2 separate regions of the Homo sapiens genome follow, and region 1 is linked to region 2. A link is an interaction called in ENCODE POLR2A ChIA-PET data of the cell type or tissue named here. Cell type or tissue: Panc1. All regions are shown on one strand. Links, peaks and the distances in the headings refer to the core of each region. The heading gives the core; the rest is flanking DNA.

Evidence for each region. ChIA-PET counts read pairs that join two places held together with the same protein. Peaks named below come from ENCODE experiments on the same cell type or tissue, not always from the same donor. Only the 100,000 strongest peaks of a DNase experiment are listed, where the experiment ranks them.
Region 1: POLR2A ChIA-PET joins it to region 2 with 5 read pairs; 6 of 35 experiments call an interaction of 5 or more read pairs at or near these places.

Annotation. Positions count from the first base shown.
Region 1 is chr2:46,730,383-46,746,216 of GRCh38, forward strand. All of the region lies in intron 1 of SOCS5 (suppressor of cytokine signaling 5), which reads left to right. Among named protein-coding and RNA genes, the nearest start is that of SOCS5, 39 kb to the left of the region's middle. In Panc1, for the core only: no CTCF peak of the experiment used is centred there; a DNase peak (open chromatin) is centred at 7,369.
Region 2 is chr2:46,864,185-46,880,018 of GRCh38, forward strand. LOC124906004 (a long non-coding RNA gene) reads left to right here. Exons shown (of 2, transcript XR_007086310.1): 2 at 10,659-11,136. Among named protein-coding and RNA genes, the nearest start is that of MCFD2-AS1, 27 kb to the right of the region's middle. RefSeq lists enhancers at 7,766-8,060, 9,216-9,715, 14,429-14,929, 14,930-15,430 and a silencer at 7,766-8,060. In Panc1, for the core only: no CTCF peak of the experiment used is centred there; DNase peaks (open chromatin) are centred at 9,617 and 12,787; H3K27ac peaks cover 4,229 bases.

The sequences.
Region 1 (15,834 bases), core at 2,615-10,614, 140 kb before region 2:
TTGAGGCCAGGAGTTTGAGACCAGCCTGGCCAACATGGTGAAACCCCGTCTCTACTAAAAATACAAAATTAGCCAGGCATGGTGGTGGGCGCCTGTAATCCCAGCCACTTTGGAGGCTGAGGCAGGCGAATCGCTTGAACTCAGGAGGCGGAGGTTGCAGTGAGCCAAGATTGTGCCACTGCAGTCCAGCCTGGGCGACAGAGTGAGACTCTGTCTCAAAAAGATTGAATGGCCCATATTTGGAGAATGGGTCCTATTTCATACAATTTTTTCCCATGAAATATTAAATGTATAACTAAATTTAATTTGCATATTCCTAGAAGACATTTTATATACACTTGCTAATTGATGGGAAAAAATCTATCAATCACATTTCCGGAGTCTGCTTTATTAATCAGTCTATAATTCTCATTTACCTTGAAGTATATGTAGGCTAGGATATCGGATTAGTAGGTATATTCAGATATGAAGGTTAATTATGGACCATTGTCTCTTTTGTGTTACATTTTGGGGTCAGAAACACTTGTGTTTAAGTCCGAGCTCTCCTTTTACTAATAAGGTTGGTGGGGGTTTGGAGCACAGCAGGTGTTACTAATTCTCCATTGTAGAAGTAGGCTTTATAGCCATTCTTTTTATATTCGATTTTAAGTCCATTACTCCATTGTGTCTGCATTAGCAAGATGCGTACCATCTGCTGGATACTCTTCAAGGAGTATCAGTACTAAGGTGGAAAGGGCTGCTGTAGACTGAATGTTCGTATTCCCCCCAAAATTCATATGTTGAAACCTAATCCCCAGTGTGATTATATAAGGAGGTGGAGCCTTTGAGAGGTGATTAAGTTATGAGGATGATACCCTCATGAATGGGATTCGTGCCTTTGTACGGAGCTGAAAAGATGAGAGTTCTCCTTCCACCATGTGAGGTTACAGTGAGAAGATGGCCATCTCTGAACCAGGAAGCAGGTCCTCACCAGACACCAAATCTGCCAGTGCTGTGATGATCTTAGACTTTCAGCCTCCAGAACTATGAGAAATACATTTCTTTTGTGTATAAACCACCCTGTTTATGGTGTTTTCGTTATGACAGCCAGAAAATACTAATACTAAGACAAGGACCCTGCCCTCAAGGAGTTTACTGTCTATTGAAATAAACAGGAAAGGACTTACGCAAAAATGTGATTCTTATGACACAGATATGTACAAAGGACTGTGGATGTGGTATGTTGGAGCCAGGTTTGGCCAGTAGAACTGAACTGTTGTTGGTACATATACCACAGAAACCAGCAAAATACTGCGTCCAGTCAGTTCTGCTATAATGAGATGTATACATTCTTAAAAATCACCAAGTGTAGGGAGAAATAAGATTGAGGCACAACCCATAAAAGTTTCATCAGTAACACATTTTTAAAAGAAATAGGAACCTAATAAAAATGATAGCACCATTTTAACAGTTTTACATAAGAGAAACATAAAAACTACAATAAATATGGCACTTTACCTTAAAAAAGACCTGAAGTTTGCATGTGAAGGTAGTCATGGGAAAAGTTGCCTCTTGTGAGATACTGTGAAATGGTGGAAGGACAGTTGCCTAAAATCTGAGGAAAAGTTAACACCAGATGTGGATGGCTGTGGCTGGTAACTTAAGAGATGTACTGAGGTAGCTAGGAGATGTTTGAGGTATATGTGTTGTGTATTCCTATGTTCAGGCTCTGTGGCTGGATGCAGTTTTATTTCATTCATCTAGTGTTAAATGGCACATAAGAAAATGGGATTCATGTGTTCATGTTGTGCCCTAGTGTAACCAGCACATTGAAACAAATTGTAGTTTTCAAAACAAACATTATAGTAGAACTGACTGTATCAGGGCTTTTATTCCATTCCGAGAGCACACCACTGGAAGGAGCTGTCAGTCAGCCTGGAGGAGTCTTGGATGCCTTTACAGGGAAGATGATGAGTGAACTGAGACTTGCCGAATGAGTGTAGTAATGTTTTTGCTAGGTATAGTGTAAGTAGAGGGAGGGCATTCCAAGCAGAGGGAACAGCAGCTTGTGGAATAGCATGCAGAAGGAAGCCTGGTGTCTCCAGAAAACTCCTATGTAGTTTGAACTTGGAAAGAAAAAGAAACACTGTTAATGAAACTTAGTGGTTAGGCAGGAGCCAAATTCATCATGGCCCAATGTGCCACTTGAAAGAATTTACATTTTATCCTTCAAGGGGTAGAGACCACTGAAGAATTTTGAACAGAAACTATTTCCCAGTGCTGATTTATGTAACACTCCTGGAGACAGTATGGAAGATAGTTTGAAGCAGGCCCAGCTGGGCTCTGAGAATCTGGAGGTAAGGAAGAACCAATGTGTATCTTTAATAGGCTTGACCCCTTTGAGAATATTATAAAAGCTATAGATGCTCACTGGCAACTGTGTCCTTTCTTTGTTCCTAGAAATCATTATCACTGTAATTTCATCTCTTGATATTAAGGGCCAGGGCCATGCGAGTTAGTCTTTTATATGGTGATGAGTTAGGTGAATTTATAATCAACTTTCACAATAGCTGGTTTCACTGTTAGCTTTATTCTTACAATGTTTAAAAATCGTGTGGTGAATCATAATTGGAGAGATTTTAACATCTTAATGTGTATCCACTGGCAAATAATTACGTGGGTCAAAGGCCTGTTTACATACTAGATTCCTATTTTTGCCCAAATTATTTTTATTTTATTTATTTATTTTTTGAGGCAGAGTCTCGTTTTATTGCTCAGCCTGGAGTGCAGTGGCGCGATCTCAGCTCACTGCCATCTCCGCCTCCCGGGTTCAAGTGATGCTCCTGTCTCAGCATCCTGAGTAGCTGGGATTACAGGCGCATGCCACTATGCCCAGCTAAGTTTTATATTTTTAGTAGAGATGGGGTTTCACCATGTTAGCCATCCTGGTCTTGAACTCCTGGCCTCAGGTGATCCACCCATCTCAGCCTCCCAAAGTGTTGGTATTATAGGCGTGAGCCACCATGCCCAGCCAGTCCCAGATTATTTTATAATAAAGAATAACTAGTTGGGTGTGGGGCCCATGCCTGTAATTCCAGCACTTTGGGAAACTGAAGTGGGGGGATCACATGAGTCCAGGAGGTCGAGGCTGCAGTGATCCTGGATTGCACCAGCCTAGGTGACACAGTGAAACTGAGACCCTGTCTCAAAAAAAAAAAAGAAAAAAAAAAAAAAAGGAATAACCATTGTAAGGGATGAATAAATAATAAGCAAGTAAAATTCAAGGTTAAAAAAAGCTATAACATTCTTTCAAGCAAAAGTTACAAATAGATACGAATGATTTGAATAACATCTAAATGAAGAAAGCCATGTATCTCACTCTTTAAAAAATCAGTATTTTCCCACAGTGCTCCTTAGCAAGTGTTTTGGTGCCTGTTACAGAGTAAGGTGCTGAGAAAACTCATAATCTGGTTGAAGATACTAATGACACACCAAGAGTAATTGAAAGCAGGAATATCAGGTTAAAACATAAAAACCATGTCCTACAGTTTTCTAGTTAATAAACTGTCCCACACTCCATTTAGGATGTAATCAGTATGCAGTAACTATTTATTAAAAGACTGAAATGTAGTACTTAACGGAGAGTTAGAAAGAAATAATGGAAACGTTGTGGGACTTCTTGGAATTTTCTGATCTTTGACACTTTGGACAGTATAATTAATGGATTATGGATTCACAGAGGCCATATACCCTTTCAGTAATTTGTCTCTGATACTTCTGTGGAGCAATAGTTGGTGCTGTTTTTTATTTTCTTAATAGGACACTGGTGGTTTTTTTTAATTAGAAAACTAAAATTTACAAAAATATTATACAGTCATTGCAGAAAATGAATGCCACTTGTATGAATAAAAATTAAAGCTCTTAATAACCTTTAAAAGCACTGATTTTTCTTTATAACCCTTTGAGAGGGGTCAGATCATCAAATACCAAGTTTCTGGTACTGTTCAGCTATCACTTACTAACCTATGACAGCCATTTGTGAAAGGAAACCTGCATACAGGTATAGGCATATAATAAAAAGGAATTTTATTATTGATAGATGGTTACAGTTATACAATAATTCATTGGCCTTAGTTCACTTTAATAGGCAGATATTTGAATCCTTACTTAATCTAGCCATTACCGAAGTATACATTTATCCATATTCTTCTCCCTTAACTCTCAGAATCATAATCTTTTCTTCATGTCATATTTCTTCTAGTCCTCAATATTTACTAAAATAATAATGTACCCTTCTCTTACAGAAATAAGATTTTTTTTTTCCTGAACCCCTGTCCTCATCATACCCAATCCATACTGCTTTGATTGTCTTCCAGCTGAGCCATTTGGTTCTTCTAGCATATGCAGAGAAATGAAGTCTTAGTCATTGAATAAGACCACATCCAGGAATAAAAGCACCTTTTAAACATGGCATGGAAGACGCTTGAGAGTCTCTCTCTTCCCCACTTTTCAGGTTGCTTTGTCTTTTACTTGACATCATCCGCCCCATACATCAGCCATCTGAATCATTTTCCATCTTTTGGAGAGCCAGGCCCTTTCCGGAGTCCATGCCTTTGCGGTATCTGCCTGAAATTCCATTTTCCACTTGGCACATAGCTATTCAGTCATTAAAACCTAGCTCATGATCACCTTTTCTGCGAAGCCTTTCCTGATCCCCTGCATTAGTTAGGATTAGTTGGGTACGGTAGCAAGTAACAGAGACTTCAAAATAAGGATGGCCTAAAAATGAGAATTTATTTCCTATCAAAGTTCAGAGTTTGCAGTGTAGGGCTAAAATGACAGCTCTGCTCCACGAAGTAATTTTCAGCTCATGGCTTTGGAAGCTCTCAGATTTGACCCTTGTCCTTATGGTTCAAAATTGAGGTGTCTTTGTTTTAAGCAGCAGTATGGAAGAAAAAAGAGACAAAGGGCATACACCAGCTGTTTCTTTAAAAAGCTTCCCTAAAGCCTCCCACACCATGTATCTGGTTGCATCTCATTGGCCAGAACTTAGTCCATGGCCACAAGGAAGGTTATATTATTATGGAAGAAAAGAGAACAGGTATGGGGACAATTGGCAGTCTGCCACATTACTCCAACTAGAGGTAGTTGCTTTGCACTTTGTGTTCCCAGAGCACTCTAATTATTTCACATTTAGGCTATATTGTCATTTGCCTTCTCTGCTTGATTCTGGACTTAACAGAGACTGTGTTTTTCATCTTTTTATCTCTAGCACTTTACATAAAGCTTAGCACATAGTCCATGTTCATACTTGTTGAATGAATGGATAAAGACATTTGGGAAGAGTACAGCAAAAATATCAGACATAAGCAGATGGCAGTATTTAAATACCCATGTGTACAAAGATAATTGCTTATGTAGACATTGATGTCTTTTCTTATACTTAATTTTTTTCCTATTTTCTCCATTATGTGAAAAGAATAGACACAGTCAATAGTAGAGGGCATGCCTCAAAATTGACCACACAGAACATAGAGTTATTTAAAAAGTAATATGATTCTCTGTGTTATACTTTATTATTGTAGTAAAATATACAAAACATAAAATTTGCCATTTTAACCATTTCTCTCTCTCCCCCATTCCCCTTCCCTTCCCTCCCCTTCTGTACCTCTCTTTCCCCCTCTCTCCCTCCCTCTTTTGAGACAGTCTCTCTCTCTGGCTCAGGCTGAAGTGCGGTGGTGCCATCATAGCTCACTGCAGCCTCGACTTTCTGGGCCCAATTTTGTCCTCCTGCCTTGACTTCCCAAGTAGCTGGGATTGTAGGTGTGTGCCACCATGCCCAGCTAATTTTTAACTTTTTTTGTAAAGGTGAGGCCTCACTATATTACCCAGGCTGGCCTTGAACTCCTGGGCCCAAGCGATCCTCCTGCCTTGGCCTCCCAAAGTGCTGGGATGACAGATGTGAGTCACCACACCTGGCTCATTTTAACCATTTTTAAGTGTATAGTTCAGTGGCATTAAGCACATTCACATTCTTGTGCAACCATCATCACCATCTATCTGCAGAACTTTTTCATCTTCCCCAACTGAGACTCTGTACTCATTAAAAACTAACCTCATTTCCTCCTCTCCGCAGCCCCTGGAAACTACCATTCTACTGTCTGTCTCTATGAATTTATTACTCTAGGAACCTCATGAGAAGAATCATCAGTATTTGCCCTTTTATGACTGGTTTATTCCACTTAGCACAATGTCTTCAAGGTACATCCATGTTGTAGCATGTGTTAGAATATCCTTCCTATTTAAGGCTGAATAATATTCCATTACGTATGTAGCACATTTGGTTTGTCCATGCATATGTTGATGGACGCTTGGGTTGTTGTGCTACCCCTAAACACCTATTACCCACAAACACAAGCCACATACAGGTTGGTATCCCTTACCTGAAATGCTTGGGACCAGAAGTGTTTTGGATTTCAGATTTTTTTTTTTTTAATATTTGCATTATGTTTACTAGTTGGGCATCCCTAATGTGGAAATTCGAAATGTTCCAGTGAACATTTCCTTTGAGCATTATGTAGGCACTCAAAAAGTTTCAGAGTTTGGACCATTTTGAATTTCAGATTTTTGGATTTAGGGATGCTCAACCTGTACTCACATAGCTTCTTGAAAGGAAATTTAAGAAAAGTACACTCACCTATATTAAGAACTTATTTTTCTAGCAAGTAATTTATCACCTCTCCCAATCTTAGCTTCTGAAATGTAAACTAAGAAAGTTATGAAGAACATTATCCAGGTGTTAAATCTTAAAAGTAGATCCAAGAGTGGAATTAGAGAAATACAGTGGCCTTTCACAATAAAAGACTAGATTTTAAGAGTCTCTTAATTATTTGGTGAGAGACACAGGACAGTACAATCTGTGAATTTCTATTCTTTTGAACTATGGAGATTTTATCATGACTGGACAATGAGAAGAAATGTTATAGCTGTAGCTTGATGGTTTTGCTTTTATAAAATTCTTCTGGTATTGAAGAGAAAAAGATTATTAATGGGTAAAGTAAGAAAAATTAACTCCATTCCTACTGGGTGACTTTTATTATCAGATAGCAATCTGATAACTGATTATTATTAGTTTGGTGACAATAATTATTTTTGGATGCTTGGTTGCTAATAATTTGCCTGATGCCTAGAAAATTCTGATTTGGGGTCTGTATTCTAGTGGGCATATAGCCCAAATTAGCAATCAGATTCTTCTACTAAAATTATCTGATCAAGCTTTCAGATAATTCATGCATTTACATAGAATACATATCAGTGGTTTAAACAGAATTTCACAGACGCTTTCCCATTGAAGCTGATTGTTTGGCAAAATGGTGAGTCATGCTTTACTGGCCAACTCACACACCAGTTGTTGATATAATCAGTTACCTGAGCCAAGATCAAAGCAGCAGAATAGAAGATAGTACCTTGGCTCTGATACCTTTCTGTCCTTTCTAAAAAAAAAAAAAATTGGGATGTAAATTTCCATCCCTCTCCTATGTGCTTTGGGTTTTAAGAAGCAATATAAGACCATTTTTTATCTTTAGAATCTTACAGTTGTAGAGATAAAATTGATATGCTTGAAATGATCTGAAAAGGTGAGAACAAATTGTGGTGTTAACTATAAACCCTTTTAGAGAAATCAACAGGGAGACATTTGAACTTGATGTAGATGTTAAAATTAGAATTGAATGGTAGAGGGCCAACTAAGGGAGGTATTTCAGAGTAAGGAGAAATTAGTTTGGATAAAGCAGGGCCTGATTATGGGTGGTAATGAGTGAATGTGAGGCGCAAGATGCTCAAACTGTTGAATGTTCCTAAAAGAAACAGAATCTGGCAGTATAATGAGTCCAGGAAGACAGGAGAGAGACTAAGGTGTTGTAGAAATCTAGGAATGAGACAAAAATCTGGACAAAGTTACTGGCAGTGAAAGTAGACAGAAAAGGTACACTGGAGGGACATCTTGAAAAAAGAAACTGTTGAACTAGGTAACATTAAATATGGTGGTATTAAGTGGAGGAAGAGCAAGATACTCTAAGATTTTCCCAAGAAATCAAGTACAATCCTGGTAAATAACATTTCAAGTACAAACCTGGGGAGACATATTGTTAATTTTGGATATAGTTAATTTGAGGTCCGATGGAGAATAGCCAGATTGGGACAGACTTTTAGGCTGTTAGTGGACTGAAGAGTGTGTGTTGAATGTGTGGACCCAAGTGTGTTTCCCATACACATCCAGTTGTATTTGAGGAGGTGAAAATTGGTCCTAGAGAATATTTGTTTATAACTGTAAAGGTAGGAACATATGTTCTCATAGCTTCTATGTATGTGTTAAAAAATCTTTAAGTCAAATAAAATTTTTTTCCCATTAGCATCATTTCACTTGAAGGAACTAGGTTGGTTAAATAGATGAAGTTCATCAATCACATCCAGGAAACTGAAGTTTTTTCCCATACAGTCAAATAAGAGAGCTAGTAAGCTGCATTTTGCTAGCAGTAAGTAAGATGCAGAACCAGGATAAGAACGCAGATTCTTTAAGGAACATCTTGGAATAAACATTGTGGCTGAATAATGTCATATCAATGAGCATTATATTCTTAAATATTGTAAATTATTGAACTATTTAACACGTTTAATTTTTACACCATTTGAAGTAATGTACCAGTAGAAAGTGGATGCTTCATGTTTTTCTTTGGTAGAATATTTAATTGGGTCGACTGTGCCAAATTTTATTTGTGGCTTTCTCTCTCAGAATGGCTCTTTTTGTTAATAGCAAAACATACATAACCATATGGAGTCAAAGAGAAAAAAAACTTGGCAGAAGACTATATCCATTGTTATTGGATTGTAAATTGTCATAAGATGTAATATCTTACAGGAATGATAGTTCGAAAGGTAATATAATTAGAGAAATAATAGTCTTGTGTAGGGGTGAACTATTATTGGAGTTTCACTGAAGGATACCTGAGGTGGTTGTTAGTAGCACTTTGCGAGTGCCTCCAAGTACAAGTACAGTACTGCTTTCTGCTTTCTTTGTTGTCTGTCTTGCGTATGCTGCTTTTTGGTTATTCTCCTTTTCTGTAGTAAAATGTAACCCATATATAAAAGAATAAATACATTATAAAGATACAGTTTAATGAGTAATTATAAAGCATATTTGCTACCCAGATTAAGAAATAGAATATTGCCAGTGAACCAGAAGCCTGCTGTGTGCCCTTTCCCAGTCATACTCCATCTGTCCCCACCCCATCGCATCCCCCAGAAGTAACCATATTCTTACTTTTGTGAACGTCATTTTTTCTTTCTCTTTAAACTTTTACCATCTATATATGCATCCCTAAATGGTATAGTTTAGTTTTGCCTCTTTTGTACACATGTCTACACACATATGTATACATGTCAGTATTCGTGTGTATATTTTTATTTCTCTAATCCATTGTGCATATACTATTCCATTGTATCAATATACTATAAGATATTTATTCTGCTCTACTTTATAATATTGAAAAACGCAGCTGTGACCAGTTTAGGAAATAATGCCCAGGAGGATCTCCTCTCTCAGAGAACTAAGGTATTAACGTATTCAAACGGAAGCCTTTATCTGTAGAATACTTGTTAATATCATGTGGTATACTAGAATTCTAGGGAACATGAGTTATGAAATACTGGATAAGACCTTTTGTTATTACATTTTGTCACTGAGTAATTTCAGTGCCTGCTATTCCTACAATCATGTCTAAGGAGAACATTCACTGAGGGAGTAAACTAAGGTAGCTGTGCTTTCAATCGTGAATGACCTTACCTTACCTGGCCATAGGTGATTGGACTGGCATGGGTATCCAAATTAAAGTCACCAGTGATTGGTCGGCCACTGCCCAACCAGGTGGAAGCACAGAAAGTTGTCTCCACATGGGAATGAGCTTAACCAATCAGGTTCTGACAGGCCTTACAATTGGCTATATTTGGTTAAAGAAATACAGCTTTTGCTTTTAATTTTCTGTCTGGATGTACTCCAGATAGACAAGGTGGAGTACTGGTTACTGTAAGGATACACATGATGTGTATCATAAAACTCACAAAAAGAAATAGAGATTGGCAGTTAAGTATTGGAAGCAGAATTTGAAAAATCAAGAGAGAGATAGGAGGGGCCTGTGATAGATCAAGAATTAGCAAAAGGTATGAGAAAGTGGCACCTGTGAGGAAGAAGAAGAATACAGAGTCTAGAAGCAGAGATACCAGCTGGTGGCTGGAGGTAAATCACATATCTAAAGCTGATACCCAGGGAGTTGCTGGGTCCCAGTAAGAACCAGAGTTCTAGAATGAGGATCTGCCACTGCCTACTGCTCCTCTTGCTGCTTCCTAGGGAAGCTCTGGAACCAGACCCTTCTCAGTCCCAGTATCCTTGAGGCCCAGACCCACTTGTGTCACTGATTTTGTTCTTGGACTTCTGACCTGTTTTCCTTATCAAATCCGTGCTTATTAATCAGGATCCTTCCTCAGCCATACACACCCACATTTGAGTATGTCAGAACCTTGCAACCAGAAGAGACTCATAAATGAGTTGAAATTCATTAGTGATATTACTTACCACTAATTCCTAATACTGTTTGAGAAAGTCACGCTGGCTTGAGTGGAGACCTGTATTTGCGATTCCTTTCTCCATTGATTGTGTTCTCTGCCCCTGTAACCCACCATTTATTTGTGTCTCTTCCCTTCCTCACCGTTGCTTCATCTTTAAAAAGTTTTTAAAATATTTCATTATTCATTTCTTCTGCATTTTGCATATATCTTTGAGTTTATAATATGAAATTAGATTGATCTTTTTCAAGATCGACTTCCTTTTTCTTTTATTTATTTGAAACGGAGTCTCGCTCTACCACTCAGGCTGGAGTGCAGTGGTGCGATCTCAGCTCGCTGCAACCTCCACCTCCCAGGTTCAAGTGATTCTTTTACCTCAATGTCCAAGTAGCTGGGATTACAAGCGTGCGCCACCATGCCGGGCTAATTTTTGTATTTTTACAAATCCCAAAGTGTTGGGATTACAGGCGTGAGCCACTGCACCTGGCCCCAAGATCTACTTCCTTTTTAAATAACATTTTAAAAATATTGAATCTAATATTTTGGAAAGTACAACAAAGAAAAAAAATGAAATTACAATAAATAGAAACTATCCAGAAATAACCACAGTGATATTTCCTAACTATATTTTTTAAAAAATGTTTGTGATATAGATGTGTGTTGAGGTCTGTTTAGTTGTACTATTTTATAACCATTTTTATTTAATATCATGAACATTACCAGAATATTAAATGCCCCAGAAACATGGTTTTTTATGTCTATTATTTCAGCATGTAAAGGCACCAGAATTTATTTAACCATTCTTCTATTCACTGAGCAATATGATTATTGCCAATTTTTTCCTAATATAACTAATGCTATGATGAATATTTCCTGCATATAAATCTCCATCCTTATCTGATTATGTTCTTGGAATAAATTTCTAATTGGGAAGCCTTAGATAGAAAGATGTGCATAGTTTTCAAGCTTTAGTACATAATATACAATTTCCTTTCTGAAACGTCATGTGGATCTATGTTCTCACATTAGTGTGTGACAATGCTACTTTCTCAATACCCATGCTAGATAGTACCATTAAAATGTAAAAGAAATAAAAACAAACTTTGACAGGTTGATAAGTGATAAATTTGTATCACATTTTAATTTGGATGTCTTTGACAAATTCCAAGAATGACCTTTATTGGCCAAGTATACATCTGATTTGTGATTATTCTAGAGATATCCTTTGCTGTTTTTTAATTGAGTTGTTGTGTTTTACCATTTTCTTTGTCTTCTTTTCTTTTTTAAATAGAGACAGGTCTTGCTTTGTTGCCTAGGCTGGACTTTGAGGTCCTGGGCTCAAGCAAGCATCCTCTCCATACCCCCACCCCCACCCCCACCTTCTTAGTAGCTGGTCTGTAGACGCACACCACTGTGTCTGGCATATCTTTTTCTTATAAAATATATATATTAATTTTCAACATATGACAACATTGTCATGTATCATGTCGTTTCCATATGTCATATGTTGAAAATGTTTTATTCAGCTTATCATTTACCTTTGTTTATGACATTTTTTGATATACAGAAATCTTAAATTTTATGTCATTTAGTCTTTTGATCATTGCCTTTTGGTTTATTGCTTCAGCATTTTGCTTAAGTACACCTTCCCATCTTTTATTTGAGAAGTCATAAGTTTTTTTATGTTTACTACTTCTTTTTTTTTGAGACAGAGTCTCGCTCTGTCACCCAGGCTGGAGTGCAATGGCGCGATCTCGGCTCACTGCATCCTCTGCCTCCCAGGTTTAAGCGATCCTTCTGCCTCAGCCTCCCGAGTAGCTCACATTACAGGCACATACCACTATACCTGGCTAATTTTTGTATTTTTAGTAGAGACGGGGTTTCACCATGATGGCCAGGCTAGTCTAGAACTCCTGACCTTGTGACCTGCCCACCTTGGCCTCCCAAAGTGCTGGGATTACAGGCATGAGGTTCCACGCCTGGCCTGTTTACTACTTTTTTAATGGAAGGTTTATGTTTTTACAATCCGATGAAATTCTTACCCATTCATCTTATGGGAACATTTGAGATTACTCAATTTTAGGCCCCAAAGTATAGTTTTTTAGTTTCAGAAAACTTGACTGTTAACTTTTTATGAGTTTTTCATCTACTTCCTCCCTCCTTCCACTGCATATATGTATTATATTCAACATGTTACAGGAAAGGGGTCCCGATCCAGACCCCCAAGAGAAAGTTCTTGAGTCTTGCGCAAGAAAGAATTCAGGGTGAGTCCATAGAGTAAAGTGAAAGCAAGTTTATTAATAAGTTAAAGGAATAAAAGAATGGCTCTTCCATAGAGCGGCCCCGTGGGCTGCTGGTTGCCCATTTTTATGGTTATTTCTTAATGATATGCTAAACAAGGGGTGGATTATTCATGCCTCCCTTTTTAGACCATATGGGGTAACTTCCTGACATTGCCATGGCATTTGTAACCTGTCATGGCACTGGTGGGAGTGTAACAGTGAGGATGACCAGAGATCACTCTTGTGGCCTTCTTGGTTTTGGTGGGTTTTGGTTGGCTTCTGTCATGCAGCCTGTTTTCTCAGCAAGGTCATTATGACCTGTATTTTGTGCTGACCTCCTATCTCATCCTGTGACTTAGAATGCCTTAACCATTTAGGAATACAGCCCAGTAGGTCTCAGCCTCATTTTACCCAACCCCTACTCAGTATGGTTCACATGCCTCTGGCAAACATATGTATACTTGAACATTTAGTATAATGATAATTGATTAAGCGTCATACAAGGGACTGGGGGGCATCTCCAAATATGTCTGAAATTTAAACAAAGGCCTTCCATTTGTATTTTCTGTTGGTAATAGGAAAAAAGGAGACACACAATGAGTTATATTTTTCTCATTTTCTACATAAAGGAAGCATATCAGTTTTTTAAAGAGAAACCTTGGCAGTAAAGTCAAAGAAGAATTTTTTTGTGTGGGTCTTTATATCAGGGATGATGTCTTTTATACTATTTTCTTTCTTTTTTTTTTTGAGAAGGCATCTCACTCTGTCCACCAGGCTAGAGTGCAGTGGCGCAATCTCAGCTCACTGCAACCTCCCCCTCCTGGGTTCAAGCGATTCTCCTCCCTCAGCCTCCCTAGTAGCTGGGATTACAGGCATGTACCACCACACCTGGCTAATTTTTGTATTTTCAGTAGAGATGGGGTTTCACCGTGTTGGTCAGGCAGATTGTGAACTCTTGACCTCAAGTGATCCGCCTGCCTCGGCCTCCCAAAGTTCTGGGATTACAGGCATGAGCCACCACACCCAGCCCTTTGATACCATTTTTATAGAACGTGGAATAATATAAGACCACTTATTTGATAAACTCTTAAGAAGTTGAGAGCATAACATTAAGTTGTAATTCTGGTAAAGTATTTGTGTAGGGAGCCAAAATAATACAAACCACATATATATCTTTGTGGTGAAGTAATTTGATTACAGTTAGAACATAGAAAATCAGTGTGGGTGGTGAGATATTTCCAAACTAGTTCTTTCAAAATAATAAAGACTTTTTTTTTTTTTCTTGAGATGGAGTTTTGCTCTTGTTGCCCAAGCTGGAGTGCAATGGCACTATCTTGGCTCACTGCAACCTCTGCCTCCCAGGTTCAAGTGATTCTCCTGCCTCAGCCTCCTGAGTAGCTGGGATTACAGGCGCATGCCCCCATGCCCGCTAATTTTTTGTATTTTTAGTAGAAACGGGGTTTTACCATGTTAGCCAGGCTGGTTTCAAACTCCTGACCTCCGGTGATCCGCCCACCTCAGCCTCCCAAAGTGCAGGGCTCACATGCGTGAGCCACCGCGCCCGGCTGTAATCGAGATTTTTGACCCAATTTTATTTTATGTCTATTTGTGGTTTCTATTTAGTGCTTGGGAAATAGTTGTGGAATGGTTCATCCATACTAGATCTAAGTATTGCCCCTGGAAAGTTTTATATTTTATTGTGAAAATTAGAAAATCTGTATAACAAGATGTAGAATTATCCCATTTAAGTGGATTTCCAGGATTGACCTGCAAGCAATAACAAAGGATTTTTACCCACTATGCTTCAAACAATTATGATGCAAACTGTTTAATAGTAAGTCTTAATTCATTTCAGATTTCAGAGAATGTCTTAAGAATTTTGGGGATATTAATGTAGCACTACATCCTTATCAAAGAATATTGAGAATTCTGCTTTAAACTACCAGTTCATCTTTGAGACTGTTTAAACCTGCTTTTCTTTATCTGCAAAAGAAGTCTCAATTTTAAGCCATGTTTATGGGAAATGACTATACCTTAAACTGTGTAGAAGTTCTTTTAGGGGGAGACAGGAAAGGGAAAGTTTGTGTTGGAAGAATAGCATTTCTTTGATTACATATTTTTGTAGCTGACACTACATTTACATTGTTTAAATTGAACATAAAATTGTACCTGATCAAAAACATGTCTAGCTATGGAGTATGAGACTATTTAAATAACTCAGTATTATACATTAGGATTTTTCTTTTATTTAATTGGAGAGGAGTATGATCAGAATTAGTTGTAACTGTTGTGCTATGTTAGACCTTAAATAACTGGATTCCATTTGTGGAATGCTGTGCTTATTTTAAAAATTCTAATATTAAAAGAAAAATCACAGATCTTTGAGGTTAGCTAATTGAGTTGCTTGTAGAGGAAGGACTACCTGGGCTGGCTAGAGACAGAGGGTTGTTTATCCTCTTTAACATTTCCCATGAAAGACTCTGCACAAATCTCTTTCGATTGTTTATTTACCTTTTTAACCATTTGAAATTTAATTTTTTCCTGAGAGTTTCTTTGTCTTGGTCTTTAGAAGGATTGAAGAGCGGCCAGTCAGAATTCCCATTTTTAAAGAAAGGGTCTCTGTATATGTAAAAACAAACATTTGATCACCTTCATTCTCCAGATGGCATAATTCCAACTATATTATCTCAATATTCCTAAATTATAATACCGTTAACTGTTGTTTTGCTGTACTTTTTCTTCCCAGTTTTTAAAGGGTGGAGGAGGTAGCCAGACACGGAGCCCTTTGAGTTTTTTTTTTTTCTCTGATGCTTGAAATCCTGGGATCAATATTATGAAGGATGCTCCAGAAGGGAGTGAGGGTGGAGAAAGGTAGACTGTTTAGGCATCTGATTCATCCATGCAAATGATGAAGACTGAACCTGTTAGGGGGCAGTGGAGATGGAGAAGAGGGATA
Region 2 (15,834 bases), core at 5,282-13,281:
ATGCCAGGCTCTGCCCCCACCCCCTCCCACACTAGCTGGGTCTGAGCTGCCTGGGATATATCAGAGTTGGGTGAGAGGTTAATGATCTATTTCAACAGAGACCCCAAAAGACAGGAGAGACTACTCCCTCCACCCAAAACCCACCTGGGATGGCTCAGAAAGCAAGGTCTGCAAACACGGGGGATAGGGGTGGGCTACCTGCCCAGAGCTTCCTCCCAAATGAGATCTTTACCATATGTTTCAGTGGGGATCCCATCCTTAAGAACAGACAAACTTGTGGGCCATGTTTGATTAGTTCTCCAACTTCATTTCTGCCCCTTCTTGCTACCTCTTCCTAAAATGGCCACTCTGGAGTCAGTATTTCTGGGTTCAAGTCTTCACTCTGCTCTTGAACCAGTTCTTTACCTCTCTGTGTCCCAAATTCCTTTTGTAACATGGAAATCGTATTTCAGGTTGCTATCACAGAGTACCATCGACTGGGTGGTTTACACAACAAGCATTTATTTCTCACAGTTCTGGAGGGTAGAAGTTCAAGATCGGGGTGTTTCATGCATGGGCAGGTTCTGATGAGGGCCTCTTCCAGGTTGCAGACTGCCAACTTCTCTGTGTCCTCACACAGTGGAAAAAGAACTAGCTAGATCTCTGGCCTCCTTTTATAAGGGCACTAACCCCATTCACAAGGGCTCCACCTTCATGACTCAATCACCTCCCAAAGGCCCCACCTCCCAATACCATCACATTGGGGGTTAGGGTTTCAACATGAATTTTCAGGAACAGAAACACTCAGTTCATAATAGATAGTATCTACCCCATAGAGCTATTTTGAGTGTTAAATAAGATTCAATTTAAGTCCTTAGTTTAGTGTCTGGCATAAAATGCGTACTCTCCCTATGTTGGTTTTTATTACTACTATCTGAGTTCCTTTTTAAATCTGGAGTAACTGCTCATTACCACTTATGGAGCATCTCACAGAGCAACCTGGACACTCTACAGGTTGTCTCCACAGTGATCCTCACAATCACCAGGAAGATAACATCCCCATCCCCTGGGATGAGCAAACGCAGGCTGCGGGAGCTAGGAACCTGTCCAGGGTCTCACTGCTAGGTATCAGGAAAGTGGAAATTGCAACCCAGATCTGAGTCAAGAGCCCACCCTTTTTCACTATGCCAACTGCTTGCAAATTCATTTTATGTGAGTCATTTTTTTTGAGGAATTTGTGGGAATCAGGAATACTCTGAGGTGTGGGAAGGGGGCATCACCAAGTAGGACACAATGCCAGGATTCCAGAGGTCACCAGGCATCCTGGGCCTTCTCTAAGGAAACAAGCTGGGGTCTGCAGAACCCTCCCAACCTCCTGCATCTGTGACGTATGTTGTCTGCTACCTGATTCTCCATCAAGATTTGGGGGAACCTGTTAAAGGAGAATAGCCTTCAAAGTCACCACGTGGAAGCAAGCCAGGCCCATTAGGGCAGGGAGTGCTGCTGTGGCCTTCTGCAGGAAAAAATGTCTCTCTGTACCTTCTCACTGTCTTCCTGGGCCAATTCAGATATCCACTGGGTCACTGCACTAGTGGGTGGGGTCACCGTGCCTGTTTAAAAACCCCAGTGCACATGGGCGTGGCCCCTTTCCTGCTCTGCCAGGGCAGTGCTGAGCCTGGGGCTGGCTCCCCAGCCCTCATCCACTTTGCAGAGTGCAGGGAGGAAAAGCCCAGGGGCTGCTCTCCCTTACAGCAGGTGCTTCTCTGTTGATGTTCCTCCCCCACCTGTTTCCAAGTAGCCCGAGACATGTCTTTCTCGCACCTTCTTCTTCCCCTGCTGCAAGCCCACTCCCGTTCAGACAGCGTGAACCTGAGTCTTTTTCCTGGCAGGCCACCTGGGCCACGAAGGCCCACACATCGAGGCACCTGCTGCTTCTTAGTGCTGGCCTTTGCTCACCTAAGACTCAGGTGTGGCCATAGGAGAAAGAGGTTCTTTGGCGCAAGGCTATGGGGCCTGACAAGCTGAGGAGAAAGGTGGCCACAGCATTGCTTCCTAGGTTGGCGCAGGGGGTCAAAGCCCCAGCTGGCAACAAGGTATCCTATTACTTTGCTTTACGTTTTTTGTAATGGATTGAGGGGTTAGGAAAGATTTGAGTACTTCTGGGTCGTCTGATGGAATATGCATCTAAAGCCATCTCCATATCACCATGACACCTGGAGTGGACAGTGGCAGCTACTGAAAAAAGAAAAGAAATTTTAAAAGAAAAGAAAGAAAGAAAGAAACAGGAGGGTGAGTGGTGTCCTTGAGCCTTTGGAGATGAAAAGGTTGTGTCTTTGGCCCTTGGGAGTGTGCAGTTGAAAGACCCACTTCCCTGGCATGTGGCCACTGACCCTAAAAGCATTTAATTTTGTAAGGGTGACAAGTCCAAGAAAGATAAGAAGCTGGAGGTTGGAGGGCAGATTATGGGGAGGAGGAGCACAGAGCAGGAGAGACAGCTATGTCTTGTGCCCCATGGAGCTAGCAAAGCACCTAGACTCAGATCCAATCCTTTCATGTTCTGTAGACAAGTCTAGTGATCCCAGGGTGGCAGGGAAGGGCTAGAAGCAGCTCCTGACAAACCACCCATGTGTCCCATAGCAGACCAGAGCCTGGTTTCAGGCCTTCGGTCTTTAGGGTGAGGATGTGATAGCCAAGGCCAAAGTCCAGCTGGCCGGGGGGAATGTGGGCCGGGTCCTCGGGAGGGAGGTTGTGGCTGGGGCTGCAAATTTGAGAGCACACATTGAACATACAGTAATGGGTGACTCTGTGTGGGGATGGAGTGGGGCTGAATGGGATCTGAGGAGAGAGAGGTGGGGAGGGCTGACCTCTGGGAACACCGCGTTCTCAGGAAACAGCAGTTCCTGTTGTAAAACCTGGCTCCTCGCCTGTGACAAACTTCCTGATTCTGAACTGTACAATGGCTCTCAGTGCTGGCACCTTCTTGGGAGGAGCAGGAAGTGGGGGTGGCGGGGGGACCTCACCTTAGTGAAGACCTACTGTGTGCTGTCGTTGTGCCTCATGACATTTACCGACTCCTTCGGAAGCAGGTGCTGCTGTTCCCACTGTGCAGATGTGTGAGGCTGATTCCTACCTCGTAGCTCCTCAGACTCAGGGCTACACCTTGGAGGGGTCAGCTTTTTTTTTTTTTTTTGAGACGGAGTTTGGCTCTTGTCGCCCAGGCTGGAGTGCAATGGAGCGATCTTGGCTTACTGCAACCTCCGCCTCCTGGGTTCCAGAGATTCTCCTGCCTCAGCCTCCCAAGTAGCTGGAATTACAGGTGTCCGCCACCATGCCCAGCTAATTTTTGTATTTTTAGTAGAGATGGAGTTTCGCCATGTTGGCCAGGCTGGTCTCGAATTCCTGACCTCAGGTGATCCACCTGCGCTGGCCTCCCGAAGTGCTGGGATTACACGTGTGAGCCACTGCTCCTGGCCCAGCTTGCTTTCTGAGGCAGCCTAAGCCCCAAGCTGGGATTGCAGGGACCTACATTCTTGTTCCGGTTGAGTCACTAACTACCTAGGTGTGCTAGGGCAGGGCCTGTCACTTCTTTGGGACTCAGATTCCTTGCCTGTAAAGAAGGTTGGCCCTCAGAGCCCCCTTGCAATTTTAAGGTTCTAGAATTCCACTTTTGGGACCAGCTGGTGCCCCATGAACAGCTTGTTGTGGTTCCTACATTAGTTTAGATTGGGGTGTCCTACAAGTCCCTGTGGTGAGAAAGGGCAGTCTTCCTCCCGCAGCGAGTCAGAGCCTACCTTGGCAGAGGCGTCGGCCTTCCTAATGGGCTGAATCTCCCTCTGCCTCTGAATTATGTTCAACTCGACAAATACTGACTGGGCCGATCAGCATGCCTGGCTCTGTGCTGAGTGTCACTGAACTCGAGGAACTTCCCTCCAGGAATTCTGAGTCTAGTAGAATAGACAGGCAATGAAACCTTACTGAGAGAAGCGCAGGGCTGGGCATGATGGCTCATGCCTGTAATCCCAGCACTTTGAGATGCTGAGGCGGGAGGATTGCTCGAGGCCAGGAGTTCGAGAGAGAAGGGCAAGAGACAAGGTCCATGAAGGGAAAAATTCACTCCATCAGGGAGGTCAGGGATGGTTTCATAGAGGAGATGGTTCCTAGGTTGGATTTTGAAGAATGAATAAGAGTTCGACAGATTGACAAGGCACGTAAACTTCTCTAGGCAGAGGAAATAGAATGTGCAAAGGCACGTCGTTACGAAACAGCATAGTACAGAGGAAAACTGCAAGGGTCTGAACTGAAATGAAGACAAGAGGAGCACCAGGAATGAGGCGGAGCGGCACGTGGGAGCAAAGCACACAGGTGTCCCTGACCACACGCCTCCTTCCTAGCGCTCTCCTGATGGGATAGTTAGTGGTCCCTCAGCCCACCCAACCCGACCTAAAACAGCTTCCAGGTTCCAAACAGCATCTCTCCTTCTGTCTTGGAGGCCCAGAGTTCTGTTTCCCATAATAAGAAGCAGGAAACTGAGGACCTGGGAGAGATGAAGGGACCCACCCCAGGATCTGCCAGTGCAGCCCCTTGGCTCATCTGTCCTGTGGCTCATCTTCACCTATCTTCCCTTTAGACCCATGGCTCTCAACAGGGGGCACCTTTGACAAAGTCTTGAGAGGATTTTGGTTTTCATGATGGGGTGCTACTGGCATCTAATGGGTAGAAGCTGGGGATTCTGCTTCCTGAAATGCACAGGACAGCCCTCAAAACAAAGAAGCCTCCAGCCCAAAATGTCACCAGTGCCAAGGTTGAGAAGCCCTGCTGTAGACAGGGGTGTCAGGGGTGTCAGGGGTGGTCCTGCCCACAGAGGCCAGAAGGAGCCCAGATGCCTGAGCAGGGCTCCCCGGAAGGCTCTCTACTGATGAGAGTAATTCTGATAATAGCAATAGTTATAGTCCATGTGCCCATGTCACCAATGAGGCTTAGAGAGGCTGTGAACTACCCAAGGTCCCTCACAGGCAGGAGCAGGGCCAGACCTGAACCCCCCGTTTCTGGCCTCCTAGGCCAAGCTCCCTGTGTGCCTCCTGGACAGTGTCCCTGCAGACTCCTGAGTCCTCACTGAAGGTCAGAGCCTGCCCGAGTTTGAGGAGGTCCTTCTCTCCCCCTTCCAGCGTCCCCAACTCCAGGCAGCCCATGGGCTAGGGGATTTTCTTCTTCTTTGGAACTTAGCACATGTTCTGAGTCTCTGACACTGTGGCCCAGCAAGGCGTCTGCCAGGAGCAGCTCCGAAGCCCACCCTCTTCCAGCCTCACTCAGGGCATGTGGCGACTTGTTCTGTCTCCAGGACATTGTTTGTGCCCCACTGTGGCTCCAATTTTATTTGTTTATAGACCAGATGAGGCCTGCATTTGCTGTCGTTTTAACCCTCACCCTCAGCTCTCCCAATTCACTCATCTGCTGTCTGGAGAGTCCCCCTCCCTTCTTCCCTCCTACTCTTTCCTTGCCCCTACTCCATGCCTGTGCCCATATCTTGCCCCTCCCTCTGCACCCTGAAGCCCTGCTCAGCTGACCTGCCTGCCTCAGACCCCCAGGGCCCCTTTGCCTGGCTGGCCTCCCCCAACTCCTAAGCCCAGGACTCCAGGGCACTGATCCCAGAGCCCCAGCAGCGCCCAGCCCCGAGTTTGGCAGTATCTTCTGAGTGAAGGACTTGCTGGCTGTAACGGAAACCCTCCAGCAGATCAGTCCATGTCCAGTTGGAGCACAGGCCCACAAGCTGGGCTGTCTGGGTTGGAATCCAGCTGCTCCCCTTCCTGCCCTGGGACCTGGGGCAAATTCCTTCACCTCTCTGTGCCCAGTTCCCCATCTATAAAACATAGGTGGCAATAGCAGGGTTGTGGTGGGATTCCAGCTGCAAAGTCCTTTGAGCAGTGCCAAGCACAAGATAAGAATGTGTTGCTATTATTATTATTATCATTATTATTATATGCCTTTGTGCTCACTTTTGAAGTCTGAGCACTAGAGTCCTGATCTTTGGCCACCTAGGGGTCCATGCAGGGGTGAAGACCACGCCCTCTCCTGGCTGGATCCCAGGTGAGCATCACTGAACTCCTCCGCCCAAGGTGCATCCAGTGCTGACTGGATGAGAGAAGGAAGGGGGACAGTTTTGATGGCAGAAGCCATTCTATTCCTCCTCTTAGCACATGCACCGCTCCGAGGAAGATCCAAGCAGCTCTTTGCTCCTGGACACGTAGCTCTAGGAAGGGTGAAAACCTGGCCCTGATATTGGTCCACAGAGAGACCATGGAGCTCACTGCCCAGTCCCTGGAGCCCATCTCTGTTCCTGCTCTAAGCCCCTGCCTGCTTCCCAGCCCCACCTTCCCCTCCTCAGCAGTACCCAGCCCCTCTGGTGCCTCAGAAGCATCCACAGCTTCCCACGGGGCTTGTGAGCCTGACTCAGAGGCAGAGGGGTGGGGGCATCAGAATCTGAGCCTGGGGAAGGCCAGCCTTCTGCTCCAGGCTGTGACCGTCTTCACTCTTGCCTTTGGCTGTCCCTGTGTATCTGAAACTCACACAGCTCACCGCAATTTCCATCTCCTGCCACAAGTCCTCCCCCTGGTCAATATACCAGACTTCTACCCCCTCATCCCAGAACTGTGATTCATCTCCTACCCACCCTAGAACCAACTGTTGGGCCCTCTCCCATTCTCAACCCCAGGAGGCGCTTTGCCCTATTCTCTTCCAGTTCCTGCGCTTCCTACCCATCCTCATCCTGCCCACCTCAGCCATCCCACTCCATTCTTTTATTCCTCCCCTCTGCCCTGTGGCTCCTCTTTTATCCCCCAGGAGCTGGCCCCACGGAAGACTACCCATCACCAGGGCAGTACTGGGCGGCCACTTGTAGGGAAAGTGGGGAGTCTAGTCCTTAACCATCCTCAGGGCCTTGACATCAAGCCGTCCAACCTGCAGGCCCTGGCTTTTGAATGATCTATTACTAATGTTGTTTTTGTTGTTTAGCACTCTCTTATCAAAGAGCTCATTTATTCCTTGCAATAACCCGGCAGTTAGATAGACCAAGTCTAAGGCTTCTCTTGTGAGTGGCCCCAGTTGGGAGGAGTGTGAAGTCCTCCTAACACCTGCTCCCAGACCATCTTGGGTTCCTGTTGCCAATTTCAATTAATTGCTATGAAGGATGAGAAACAGGATGCAGAGAAGTTCTATCTTCCCTTTAAGACCGAGAATACCCTGAAGGCATTGCCTGAGGATATCTCAAAGGGAAGGACCACATCTCCTCCACACCAGGACATCCCCAAGCAAGGCCTTGTCTTTCCTTCTATCTTCAGTACTCAGTCCATAGGACTATATTAAGACCCCCAGTTGGTGCTTTTTCTGGGTGAGTGACTAGCAGAGAAACCTAGCACTCATTTCCCCCTCTGTCTCTTTCTCTCATAAAAATGCTTTTATTTCGTTCTGGGGATGGCCTGACAGTGGGGCCCTGGGGCCCATCTGCTGGAGGAAAAAGTCAGTGAGGGACAGAACAGCACAGCTGCCAGTCTGGCTAGACCTCCTCTCTGAACTGGAACTCCTCCGGAGATGAGTATGGGTGTGATGGGCCTGCGGCCGAGGATGTTGAGGGGTCTCCACCAACTCTCCTTTCCTGATCAGGTTAATACTCGAAAACAACTTTCATCTCTGCTTGGCCTCAGCCCAGTCTTTTCCTTCTGCCCTCCCAGCATGAGTCCTGGAGCCTGAAAGAGACCACGGTTGGGAGAAGATGTAAGTAAGGAACTACTATGGCCTCCAGACCTGGTCTCCTTCCAAATCTACTGTCTCAGGCTGTTCCCTCTGGCCCATCTTCCTTATCTAATAGGTCTAAAGCTGCACTGTCCTTCAAAGTTAACCTCAGACTTCACCTCCTCCAGGAAGATTTCCCTGAATCTAGCCATGATGCTGTCTCCCTTCTCGGAATTCCTGAGGTCAATAGAGTCTGTACCAGGAATCTGCTGCACGCCATGTGCTCTGGTTAAGCACGCAAGTTATTAGGGCTGTTCACAAATACTCCAGCCCTCCCTCCTCTGGGCTCTTGAAAGGGGTTACTCCCTGCCCACTTGAAGTTAGGCCGCGCCATGTGACTTGCCACATGAGCGGAAAGGATGAGTGTTGCTTCCAGGTGGAAACTTTTAAAGTCAGCATACTCTTTTCCATGACAATTGTCCAAGTGCCACATAATAGCTGCTTGGCCCTCTGGCTGACTAGGACAGGCTGAGCACCTGAAGATCTGTGATGAACATGTCATTGTGAGCAAAAAAGAAACCTTTGTTGTTTTGAATCAGTAAGATTTTCTAAAGCTGTTTGTGACTTAGCATAACCTGGCCTGTCCTATGTGATGCATTACGTGAGCAACCAGGATCTCCCTTGACAAGCTTGAAGTTCAGAAGAAGTTCATATTTTCTCCTAATTTTCATTCAAATTAGAAAAGCTTTTGATCCTAACCTGCTAAGACTGGTAGGAAGTAGTCTTTCTCCTGGAGTTCTCACTCCTAAGCATTCACAGGCTGTTTAGTGTTACTATAAAGGAATACCTGAAGCTGGATAATTTACAAGGAAAAGAGGTTTATTTGGCTCTTGGTTCTGCAGGCTGGGAAGTTCAATAAGCATGGGGCTAGCATCTAGCATTTGCTCAGCTCCTTGTAAGGGATTTTGTGCTGCATCACAACATGGTGGAAGGTCAAAGGGGAGGTGGACATATCTGAAAAGGCAAAGCCTGAGGGGGATCCTGGTTTTGTAATAGCCCACTCTTCCAGGAACTAATCTGCTCTCATCAGAGTGAGAACTCACTTATTGCCTTGGGAACAGCACCAAGCCATTCTTGAGAGCTCTATCCTCAAGACCCAAACATCTCCCACTAGGCCCTACCTCCCAACACCACATGGGGGATCAAATTTCAACATAAGATTTGGTGAGCACAAATCACATCCCAACTATAGCAGGCCTCTAGGATGGCTTTCATGGATCATTTGAATCTGTCTCCCATTCCTCCTTCTCATCCTCAGTTACATTGGTCTTCCTGTTCGTCCTTTGTTGAATAAATAGTTGCTTTCCCAGCTCCACAACTGGGACCCTGGACAGGCCCATCTCCTGGTGGACATGCTCACCAAAACCACTGGCAGGGCAATGGTTTTGGGACTACAAAGTGCTGGGATTACAGGCGTGAGCTACCGCATCCAGCTGATGATCGCTTTTAAACTGGCAGTTTCTGCTCCCCCTGAGACATTCCTCCCCCTCAACACTCCAATCTTACTTTGCACCATCCATGGATTTCTGAAAAGATGCCAGGAAATAGATTGTGGGGAAATTATCCCCTGTTCTGAATTTCCAGTGAAGAGTGCTGTGTTGCAGCACATGTTCAGTAAATCATCTCATAAAGTAACACCCCCACCACCACCCCATTGCACAGATCTGGTGAATTCCTCTAAGCTCTCCCCTCCCCTCCTAACTGAATGAGCTCTCTCCCTCCAGGCTCCTCTGGGTTGGAGGTGGAGGCCAGGTTAGGGAGACCCCCATCATTGAAGGTTTAAAAGGACAATGATGAGACATTTGCCATGAGGACCTGAGGAGCCGCAGGCCTGTTAGTCACAGGCGATGAGTCACCCTGCATTGTTTGTGCTGGTGATCCTTCGCAGATGCAGGCAGACTGCAGGAGGAGTTGAGTTCCTCCTCTTGCTCTGGGTGTGTGGACTGGTGCGTGCACATGTGTATGCACGTATGTGTGTGTATATGTGTGTGTACATACACACATGTGCTTGGGCCTGCAGCCCAAAGTGCACATGGGACAGCCTATATCTGGGAGATTACTATTTCCTAACACATTTGGGGTAATAATTACTGTCCTTCAATCAGAAGCTTGTGTGTCAAAGATAACAGGGCACATGGGCTGTATAGGCATCAGTTTCTGGTTGGAATCATCCCTTTGAGGTTGCATGGAGATTTAGGGGCTGTCCACTCAGCACCCCACTCCACTCTTTTTCCCTGGGAAATGCCCTCCACCCACCAGCCCTCTTGGTTAGAGCCACAGAGACTTCTGGATCTTGTCCATACAGTGTCTACCTCACCTGGCCACAATTTACAAGGCCAGGAGTGGGCATTAGACATGGAAAATTGGAATTGGGACTACAATTCCAGCCTTGGACCAACTGCGCTGGCTGGAAGCCATGTAAATGGAGGGCTCTGGGTGGCTGTTTTCCCCACTCTGCGAGCTGGAAGCAGAAAAGTGCTGCTGTGAGACAGAATGAATGTCTAGATGCCCAGACACCCAGAGAAACTGAGCGGGCAGCCTCTTCCTCTGTCCATGCCATTTGTCCCGTTTTAACATCCATCCCCCGTCCTGTCTGCATCCTTCAAGATCAGCTCAGGGGTTACCTCCTCAGTGAGGCCTTCCTCTATTTCCCCACGGAGGGCACCTCTTCCCCCTCTGGGTCACCTCCCTCTTTTCTTACCAGTCACGTCAAGGTTATTTTTGTTTCCCCCTAGAATGAGCTCCCTAAGGACAAGAACTCTGGCTCTGTGACCTTTCTACACTTAGCAAAATGCATCGCACATAATGGTGCTCATAAATGCCTGGGGACTGATGAATCCAAACAGCTGTGTCCTACGGCCAGTTTTGACCTTGTCTCTTTCTCTTCTTTTTAGGAGGAAAGAGCCAGGCTTAATCTTGGTCTCTCCTGTCTCTGTGGAAGCCTGAATTCCCCTCGGTTTATGAGGTAAAGAATAGCTGGTCTCCTTCACATGCTTTCCCGACCCTATCCTGGATAAACTGAGGCAGGAAGGCATCTGCTTTCTACTCCAGTGATGTTGCGGCCGGGATGCCTTCTGGGGAACTCGAATGCTGCAGGCAGAGGGGCTAGTTTCTGAATTGCTTGTGACATGTTTGGCTACCAGTGACCAAAGTCCTCTATGGCTGGCATTCTTTAGTTTAAAGAATCGAGGGTGTCTCTTAAACCAGGGATGAGGGCCTTGGAAACCTTCCAAAAATTTTTATACAACGCGGGTACATACAACTTTTTACAAATATGAAATCATACTGTACATCCTTTCTTTTGTGACCTATTTTCATTCAATAACATTTTACAGTTTTCATGTTAATAAACCTAGCTGTACATTACTGGTACATACTAGTTACTGGTACATTGACATTTATGACCAGTTGTGTTTCCATGGTAAGGTTGTGTCAGAGCTGGATGCATGTGCCCTGTTGTTGGATATTTATCTTATTTGTCATTTTTGCGTTGAAACAACGCTATGAATGAATAGTGTTGTAAATGCGTCTGGACTGATCGTCTCTACTGGATAAGTTATTTACAGTGGCATTGCTGGACTAAAGGGTAGACATTTTTTTAAAAAGTTTTCTGATGCATAACACTGTCAAAAGACAAAATTAGGCCAGGTGCAGAGGCTCATGCCTGTAATCCCAGCCCTTTGTGAGGCCAAGGCGAGCAGAGTGCTTGAGGCCAGGAGTTTGAGACAAGCTTGGACAACATGGTGAAAACCCATCTCCACTAAAAATTAGCCAGTCATCGTGGTGTGAGCCTGTAATCGTAGCTACTCAGGAGGCTGAAGCACAAGAATCACTTGAACCGGGGAGGCAGAGGTTGCAGTGAGCCTAGAACATGCTACTGCACTCCAGCCTGGGTGACAGTGTGAGACTGTCTCAAAAAAAAAAAAAAAAAAAAAAAAAAGATAAAATTACATCAAATCTAGTTTAAAGATCTTCATTGTTTTTTATTTGCAATTCATGAATCTGGCAACACCTCTTCTGGAATGAGTGTTCAAAACAGCTGAACAGAGGAGACTGGCTTTATAGACAGAAAAGGGCTGAGGAAAGGAGACACAGTGAACAAAAAGTGGATCTCGGTCATTTTAAAGTTACTCTCCTTATAGGGTTAAAACAGAGGCTTGTTTGGCAATCTGGCTACTATCTTTCACTCTCCTGATTTCTGGGAAGGTCAGATAAACAACTTATTTTTGGCTTTCTGGGGTGGAGCTTCAGCACGAGTGACTCCATTTTGGTTTGGTCTGTCCCATCCTAGCACAGGGGCTCAGTCCTAACCAATGGGCTCTTCTAAATGTATTTGACAATACCTAACCACCAAGAAAAGACTGTACCAGTGAAACTCTTGGGCTCTTCTAAATGTATTTGGCAATACCTAACCACCAAGAAAAGACTGTACCAGTGAAACTCTCGGGCTCTTCTAAATGTATTTGACAATACCTAACCACCAAGAAAAGACTGTACCAGTGAAACTCTCGGGCTCTTCTAAATGTATTTGACAATACCTAACCACCAAGAAAAGACTGTACCAGTGAAACTCTTGGGCTCTTCTAAATGTATTTGGCAATACCTAACCACCAAGAAAAGACTGTACCAGTGAAACTCTCGGGCTCTTCTAAATGTATTTGACAATACCTAACCACCAAGAAAAGACTGTACCAGTGAAATTCTTGGGCTCTTCTAAATGTATTTGACAATACCTAACCACCAAGAAAAGACTGTACCAGTGAAACTCTTGGGCTCTTCTAAATGTATTTGACAATACCTAACCACCAAGAAAAGACTGTACCAGTGAAACTCTCGGGCTCTTGTAAATGTATTTGACAATACCTAACCACCAAGAAAAGATTGTACCAGTGAAACGCCTCCCTCTCCAGGAGCCTATAAGAGTGCACATTCCCTCACACCTGCACCAGCACTGGCCTCTATGATCCTGCAAATGCTTTTAAAGGAGTCAATTCATCCGTCATAAGAAATAAACATTGCCCTCTGCTGCTTAAAATATAGCTTCGCAGGAGAAAATCCAAACTTCCTGGGGAGGGACTGACATCTATTGAACAGATTCTACCACATGTCAGGCACAAGATAGGTCTGCTCTCATTCAGTCCTGCAAGGTAGACATGATTGTTCTCATTCAGATGAGCGAGTGAACGCTTAGAGAAGTTGAGTAATTTGTCCAAGGTCACAGAGCTAAGGAGTGGCCAGAGTTAGGCTCTGACCTCGTCTGAGGACAAGGTTCATGCTCTTTCTCCATGTGGCTTCTGTCTCTCCATCTATGACACAGAACCATCTGGCCCCAACTCCCGTCTTCCAGCCTCACTCCTTCCTCCACCCAGCCAGGTCCCCGCGCGGTAGCCACACTAGTGCCTTAGAGGAGAGTGTGCCCTGTGTTAGCCCAGGCACTGCTAGATGGTGGAATCAGAGAGATTTTAAGATTCCTTATCAGTATTTTCTACCTTGGCGATATTTTACCTATTTAATAAACAAATGGAGGGTTTTTTAAATTTTAAAAAAACCCATTGCCAAGATTCTCTTGGAGAAAAGATTCTCTTGGAGAGTTTCCTGATGTCCCCCAGACACGCGCGTGCACAAACTCTCACACACACACACACCACACACACCCACTCACACACATACACACCACACACACACCCACTCACACACATACACACCACACACCCACCACACACACCCACTCACACACACCACACCCACGCCCACACACCCACACCACACACACCCACACACACCCACTCCACACACACGCACTCACACACACCCACTCCACACACACCCACTCACACACATACACACCACACACACCACATACCCATACACACACACCACACACACACATGCACACACCACACACACACCACATACATTACGCACACACCACACACACACCACACATACACCACACGCATACACGCATACACACCACACACATACCAGACACACCACACACATACACATACACCACACACACCACACACATACCACATATACACCACACACATACACACATAGATGCACACACACATACACAGACACACCACATACACACACATACACATCACACACATATACACACACCACACACATACACACATACACACCACACACACAGTCCACGCACACCACACACCACACACATACACACATCACACATACACACCACAAACACATACACACACACACATACACACCACACATACACACCACACACATACACATGCCACACACACACACACATACACAGACACACCACACATACATTCACATGCCTCTGCCAACACCACACACACACATACACGCCATACACACCACACACTATACACCGTACATACACACCACATACATACACACCACATACACATACACACACTCACACACACACATACACAGACACACCACACATACATTCACATGCCAGTGCCAACACCACACCCACACACACATACACACACCATACATACATACCACACACATACCACACACCATATACACCACACACACCACACACCATACATACACACCACACACATACACACCACACATACACCACACACCATACACATATACACCACACATACAGACATACACACACTCACACATACACGCACACCACACACACATGCACACACATCACACACATACACAATACACACACCACACACATACACATATACTCACCACTCACACACACCACAACACATACACACCACACACATACACATACCACACACACCACACAGATACACACACACCACACATACACACATTCACATACATACACACACATATACATACACACCACACACATACAAACACGCATACACACACACCACACCACACACACACACACACACACACACACACAGTGTCCGCCTGGGCTGGGTGGGCTACAGGCTGTAGGCAGAAGAAAGCAGAGTGCCTCAGAAATATCTTGTGACCCTCAAAGGCCACAAGGGGTAGCTGGAGCCAAGCCCGCCCCAGTCAATTCTCCCACAATAGGCTACTGTCCTTTAAGCATGTCCAAGAGCTACTGCTGGTCTCTGTCCCGCAGGGCCCTGACTTCCCCCGACTCAGGCCAGCTGTCTCCAGCACAGACCATCCACCAGCCAGGCCCGAGGGAAACAGCTGGAACCAAATGACTGCAGTGCCTGCCGCTAAATGACCAGGCCTTCCAAAATAAACAAAGGAAAGTCAAGGGAACCAGGACTGCCAGCATCAACGAGGGAGTCGGCTGAGAGCAGTGAGGTGGGGGCAGAGCCTGGGAACATGTTGCTGGCGGGGGTGGCCAGGGCAGTGACAGGGACTACTCTAAGAAAAGTCCCTCAGCCAAAGGGTAGACATTGGGGAATAGGATGGAGGGCAGGGAACTCCCCCGCTATTCCCACATCCACACACATATACCAGAATGTACACTTTTTTGGAACTTCTGCAATATATTTAAGGCTTAGAGGAAATTAGGCATATATTGGGTGGATATGTAGATGGATGGATAGATGGGTGAGTAGGTAGGTGGGTGGGTGGGTGGATGGGTGGATGGATAGATGGATGAATAGATGGGTGGGTGGATGGATGGATGGATATATGAATGCATGGGTAGGTAGATGGATGGATGGATGGATGGATGGATGGATGGATGGATGGATGGATATATGGATGGGTGGGTAGGTGGGTAGGTGGATGAATGGATATATGGGTGGATATATGGATGGGTAAGTAGGTAGGTGGATGGATGGATGAATGGATGGATGGATGGATGGGTGGATGGATGGTTGGATGGATGGATAGATGGATGGGTAAGTAGGTGAATGGATGGATGGTGAGTGGATGGGTGGATGGATGGATGGATGGATGAGTAGGTGAGTGGGTGGATGGATATATGTCTGGGTAGGTAGATGGATGCATGGACAGATGGCTAAACGAAGCAATGAATGCATGCATTTATGGGTAATGAGTAAATAGGCCCAGGGTTTTTATTTAGGTCAGTAACACCAAGGTGAATCAAGAGGCATAAATTCATAC